Linked DNA regions of Homo sapiens: region 1 is linked to region 2. A link is an interaction called in ENCODE POLR2A ChIA-PET data of the cell type or tissue named here. Cell type or tissue: GM12878. All regions are shown on one strand. Each heading gives the region's core, and the rest is flanking DNA. Links, peaks and the distances in the headings are about the cores only.

Region 1 (2,803 bases), core at 57-2,556, 180 kb after region 2:
AGTCACATTTCTGTGTCCCGTCAATGCTGTGTGGACCTTCAGACGGCAGCTCTGAGCACGCAAGTGAAAAGCGCGTATTTCAGGGCAAGAATAGAGATGTGGGTCTGTTTTCCGAGGATGAGCCAGCTATCCTTCCTCAGCCACAGGAGTGGTGAGCGTGAGCACCCTGGGCTGGGTGGTGAGGACTGCGTACTGTGGGGCGGCCCTTCCCAACTCTTGGCTGTGCCCAGCAGCACCTCTGGGGCACAAGGGCAGGCCCTCTTTAGAGAGAACCAGGGAATCCAACCTGAGATGTCGGGGCTTCTTTGTTAGGGTTTGACAGAATATTTGAGACCTAAGATTGTGAATAAAGGAACATGACAGCATCGATTCTCTGCCGAGCAGAGGTAAAAAGGACCCTACAGAAGTACCTTTCTAACTCATCTTATGTAAATCCAAGTGCTGGGCCAGTGCCTGGGCGGCAAAGTGAGGCCTGTGAGCATTTCTGTGTTCAGCACAACCTGAACCTGACTGTCCATTCAGACACGCTGATCCAGAGGAAAGCAACACTGAATCTTAACATGAATGTGAAGATAGAAGATGTACATTTATTTTCATGAATTACAAATGCATTTCTGTTCATATTAGCAGGCAGTCTTTATATAACCCATTCTCCATTGCTGTCAAAAATCAAACAAGAAAAAAGGACAGCTGAGAAATGAAAAGCTAAAAATAGAATTATTTTTCCTAAATGATCTGCTGGATAGCATTTTCCGTGGAACACAACTCAGAGGTAACAATAGAGTTTTCATTTCAATCGTAGGCATGTGGCACTTGGACAGTCATCTCTGCACAGAAAGCTGTAACAGTCATGCGAGGGTACAGTAATTATTGAACAAGGCAAATTTCTCACCACAGAGAGCAGTGGGGAAGTCAAGAGGAGGCACCGCACTGGGACAGAACACCGAGTCAACTCCACAGTACACAGTGGCAGGAACAAATACTTAAAGAGATCAGTAAAATATGGATAGAGCTCCAAACACGAGTTAGTGCTAGCTTTTTCTGACAGTCTGACTCAGCAGTATCAGAAATATTTGAGTACTTGAGGACAGAACAGTGCTTCACGTCATGAGCTCCTGGAGGCTTTATTACAAATTGTTATACTGTAGGTTGAAAAATGAACTTGAGATGCTGACATGCTGTAGAAGGAAAAAGAATTGTATACTTTCTCATTTAAAGACGCAGTGTTCCTCTCTGCTAAATCCTCAGGCATGGAACGTGGTTACTGAAACACCCACATTTGAAGTAGCTCAAGGGCGTATATGCACCAGCATGTGGAGTTCCACCCTGGGACATCCCCAGAAACCGCCCACAGCTCAGCACTGCAACCTTTGTACTTCTCTCACCAAATGTCGAGTGAAGCTGCCACTTTAAATCTTTTTTTGTAAGTCTTACAAACATTAAGTACTGCACATAACGCTTCTTGACAAGTGTTACACCTCTATATGGTACAAGTGACCACAGTAACTACAGAGTGACACTGCTGGGTGCAGTACTTCCTTTTTATTTAGAAAAATGACTGCATTTTCTAAAAGCTGGGCCAATAGCACATACCTTATATATGTTAGTGACTACCATGATATGAGAAAAGACGTGGACAAGTGCTCCCCAAGGATTCCGGAGACGGAAGCACTTGCTGCAGGCTGCAACATCAGCCAAGGTATTTCCACAAGCTCCTGCTCTGGGGAAACAGTTATGGTCAAAAGGTGAAGTGCAAATAAGGGGCTGTCACTGACTTAAAGTGCCCTAGGTAGTAGCCTTCCCTATCATAAAGTGAGATGCCAGTGACTAGAGCCAATTGGGGAAGAATCTCTCTCTGGTGCGGCTGCATGGTCAGCAGGGCATCATGTAGAAAAGGATTCAGGAGAGGGAGGAACCACTGCATCTTTCAAACCAGAAAGCAATTAGTGACTAAAGCAACAGTAAGCAGTAGGTGCACTGAAGTACATACTGCCGCAGGTCACCAATGGGTGACACACACAGGGCTGCCAGGAGGAATTCTCTGGACTGAAGAAATTCTTTGAAAGCATAAAAGCCACAACTACCAGAAACCGCCCCTCCAAACGGCTCAAAGGAGTCAAAGTGGATAAGCCAAGACGGGCTGGAGACAGGACCAGGGGTCAAGAACTGGGAAGAAGAACACCGATGTCTGAGCACGTCCAGTCCTCTGAGCCCTTGTCCTATAGAAACACAAACAGACCACTGAGTTAAGAGTGAGCCATGTGAAAACAGCATCATCATCAGCATCACAAAACACAAAAGTGACAACAGTGAACCACATTAAAACAGCAGCAGCAGCAATAGCATTATGAAAACAGAAAAGGGAAAAAAGACTCCTGCAAAATGGCCATTTCTTTGGACACATTTGGGCAAGGATAACACATGGCAGTTCTGAAGGGGCCAGGGTCAGCCCTCACTCCACAGGCACCTCCTCTCAGACAGTTCTGAGGTGGTTTCCACAACACTCATAGGAAAGACGCCACTCCCCCAGCCTACGCTGACTGCAGTGTTCCTAAGATGTCCTTTATTTACCGTAAGATATCCAACACTAGTGCATGAAAATCTAGCAGAGTATCACTTACTATTTCACAGAGCACTTTCAGAGCTGTGGTTTCCATCTGCCACTCAGGAGGTGGGGCAAGAAGAATGGGCTAACTATAGCCAAACTGTGGACTTGGAGATGGGCTAAGAGGGAGAAGTGGTCTCTTTTATGTAGAGGTGAACTGCAGCCAAACCTACGGGTTGGCAGGAAATTAAAGCTGCC
Region 2 (2,803 bases), core at 52-2,551:
CGCCCAGGCTGGAGTTGGAGTACAATGGTGTGATCTTGGCTCACGGCAACCTCTGTCTCACTTGTTCAAGCAATTCTCATGCCTCAGCCTCCCGAGTAGCTGGAACTACAGGCATGCACCCCTATGCCTGGCTAATTTTTGTATTTTTAGTAGAGATGGGGTTTCACCATGTCAGCCAGGCTGGTCTCAAACTCCTGGCCTCAAGTGATCCACCTGCTTTGGCCTCCCAAAATGCTGGGATTACAGGCATGAACCACCACGCCTGGCGCTGGCATAGATTCCTTTTTTTTTTGAGACGAAGTCTTGCTCTGTCACCAGGCTGGAGTGCAGTGGCGCGATCTCGGCTCACTGCAACCTCCGACTCCCTGGTTCAAGCTATTCTCCTGCCTCAGCCTCCCGAGTAGCCGGGACTACAGGCAGGCGCCACCATGTCCACCTAATTTTTGTATTTTTAGTAGAGACGGGGTTTCACCATGTGGTCTCGATCTCCTGACCTCGTGATCCACCCGCCTTGGCCTCCCAAAGTGCTGGGATTACAGGTGTGAGCCACCGCGCCTCGCCTAGATTTCTTGATTAGTGGCTCCTGAGGGGTTCTGAAACCTGGCCTTGTGTGAGGGTTACCTGGGGAGATTTTGAACAGTTTTCTAGGCCTCATTGTAGACCCCAAAAAGAAGCAAAAGAGGAACTTTGTTAACTGCTTTGCCAAGACGCAGGTGTGTACATCTGAGCTGTGTGACTGAGCACTGGCTATATACAGCAGTGTCCTGTTCTCCCATCTCCTCTCAGGACTTGAGTCCGTGGCCTTCTGCTGGGGCCCAGGGCCCATCTCTCCTGTTAGTGCTTGCAAAGCTGTTAAGTAACCATCCCTCTCTGCCATGCTTCACACTTTGCCCTGGAGTGGGCATCAAGCTCTCTGGGGTTGAGTTTGGGGCATGGGTGTTTTCCATTTTCAGGAGCTGGGTGGCACCCCTGGGCTTTTTCAGTTCCCCTCTATACACTGAAGTCTACTTGGGCTCCGAAGTGGACCTCATTCTGAGAAGCATTGCTCTCTTTCTCCTGCACCACCTGCCCTGGTTGGGAAGCCTGCTGTCCCCATCAAGAGAAGGAATGTGTGAGCTGCCTGGTGCTTTCCCTTGAACTCTCTCTTTGTCAGCACTGCACCATCAGCCCTGAGCAGCTGACTTGGGTTGCTTCTTGCTCTGAGCAGAACTGAAACAAACCTTTGTGGGAGTGTTATTTGTAAGCATCTGTCATTCTTGGCTTTGGTCTTCCTAACTCTGTTCTAGAGCTGGGCTGCTCTTGCGGTTTTTATCAGGTCCTTTCTTCTGTCATTTGTAACATCCTTTTGAATTCCACTTCTTGGAATTTACATTGGTTTCCTTCAATTCCTTCCCTAATTCTTCACTGTCAGGACCATTCTCAGTTATCGGGGCACAGTTTTGCTTGAGGGTTTACAACCATCTTGAGGGTTTGAGTCATCTGGCCTTTTGAGTCTCAGATATTCAGATGGAACTGATCTCTGAATGATTCCAATTTTTCTTCTTTCTTTTTTTTTTTTTTTTTTTTTTGAGATAGGGTCTCACTCTAGTTGCCCTGGCTGGAGTGCAGTGGTTGTAATCTTGACTCACTGCACAGCCTTGACTGCCAGGGCTCAGGTGATTCTTCCGCTTTCACCTCTCAGCCTCCCAAGTAGCTGGGACCACAGGCATGTACCACCATGCCTGGCTACTTTTTTTTATTTTTTATTTTTATTTATTTATTTTTGAGACAGAGTCTTGCTCTGTCACTCAGGCTGGAGTGCAGTGGCGCAATCTTGGCTCACTACAACCTCCGCCTCCTGGGTTCAAGCAGTTCTCTGCCTCAGCCTCCCAAGTAGCTGGGATTATAGGTGCCTGCCACCACGCCCGGCTAATTTTTTGTATTTTTAGTAGAGACGGGGTTTCACCATCTTGGCCAGGCTGGTCTTGAACTCCTGACCTCGTGATCTACCTGCCTTGGCCTCTTAAAGTGTTGGGATTACAGGCGTGAGCCACTGCACCCGGGCTGTATTTTTTTTAGTGGAGACAGTGTTTTGCCATGTTGGCCAGGCTGGTCTTGAATTCCTGGGCTCAAGCAGTCTGCCTGCCTTGGCCTCCCAAAATGCTGGGATTACAGGTGTGAACCACTGCGCCTGGCCTGAATTTATCTTCTTGAAGTTGTTTTCCTCAGTGGAGGCATGATTGGAATTTTTTTTTTTTTTTTTTTTTGAGACGGAGTCTCGCTCTGTCACCCAGGCTGGAGTGCAGTGGCGCAATCTTGGCTGACTGCAAGCTCTGCCTCCTGGGTTCACGCCTTTCTCCTGCCTCAGCCTCCCGAGTAGCTGGGACTACAGGCGCCCGCCACCATGCCCGGCTAATTTTTTTTGTATTTTTAATAGAGACGGGGTTTCACCATGTTAGCCAGGATGGTCTTGATCTCCTGACCTCGTGATCCGCCCACCTCGGCCTCCCGAAATGCTGGGATTACAGGCGTGAACCACTGCGCCCGGCATGATTGGCATTTTGGGCTAAATAGTTTCTGTCCACAGGACCGTCTTGTGCAGTGCAGGTCTTTTAGCATCCTGGCCACTCATAGTGCCCGTGGTTCTCAGTAGAAGCTGTAGAGGATGTTGGGAAATTGGGGTGGGTTGGTCACAGTGCCTGGCATCTGTCTCAGGGTAAGGGCTTGGGAGGCTCAAGTGCAGAGTCGTATCTGGATGCCAGCAACACCCTGTTGAGAAACTTTCTACTATGGTATGCTCATCATTCTCTGAAGATGTCAGGGC

What was found. Peaks named below come from ENCODE experiments on the same cell type or tissue, not always from the same donor. Only the 100,000 strongest peaks of a DNase experiment are listed, where the experiment ranks them.
Region 1: POLR2A ChIA-PET joins it to region 2 with 5 read pairs; 2 of 35 experiments call an interaction of 5 or more read pairs at or near these places.

The regions. Positions count from the first base shown.
Region 1 is chr22:21,762,022-21,764,824 of GRCh38, forward strand. MAPK1 (mitogen-activated protein kinase 1) reads right to left here. Exons shown (of 9, transcript NM_002745.5): 9 at 1-2,219. Among named protein-coding and RNA genes, the nearest start is that of YPEL1, 28 kb to the left of the region's middle. RefSeq lists enhancers at 2,641-2,690, 2,701-2,750. In GM12878, for the core only: no CTCF peak of the experiment used is centred there; DNase peaks (open chromatin) are centred at 895 and 1,359; H3K27ac peaks cover 1,819 bases.
Region 2 is chr22:21,586,918-21,589,720 of GRCh38, forward strand. The region is part of intron 1 of UBE2L3 (ubiquitin conjugating enzyme E2 L3); the gene reads left to right. Among named protein-coding and RNA genes, the nearest start is that of UBE2L3, 21 kb to the left of the region's middle. RefSeq lists a silencer at 1,240-1,299. In GM12878, for the core only: no CTCF peak of the experiment used is centred there; a DNase peak (open chromatin) is centred at 1,204; H3K4me3 peaks cover 581 bases; H3K27ac peaks cover 845 bases.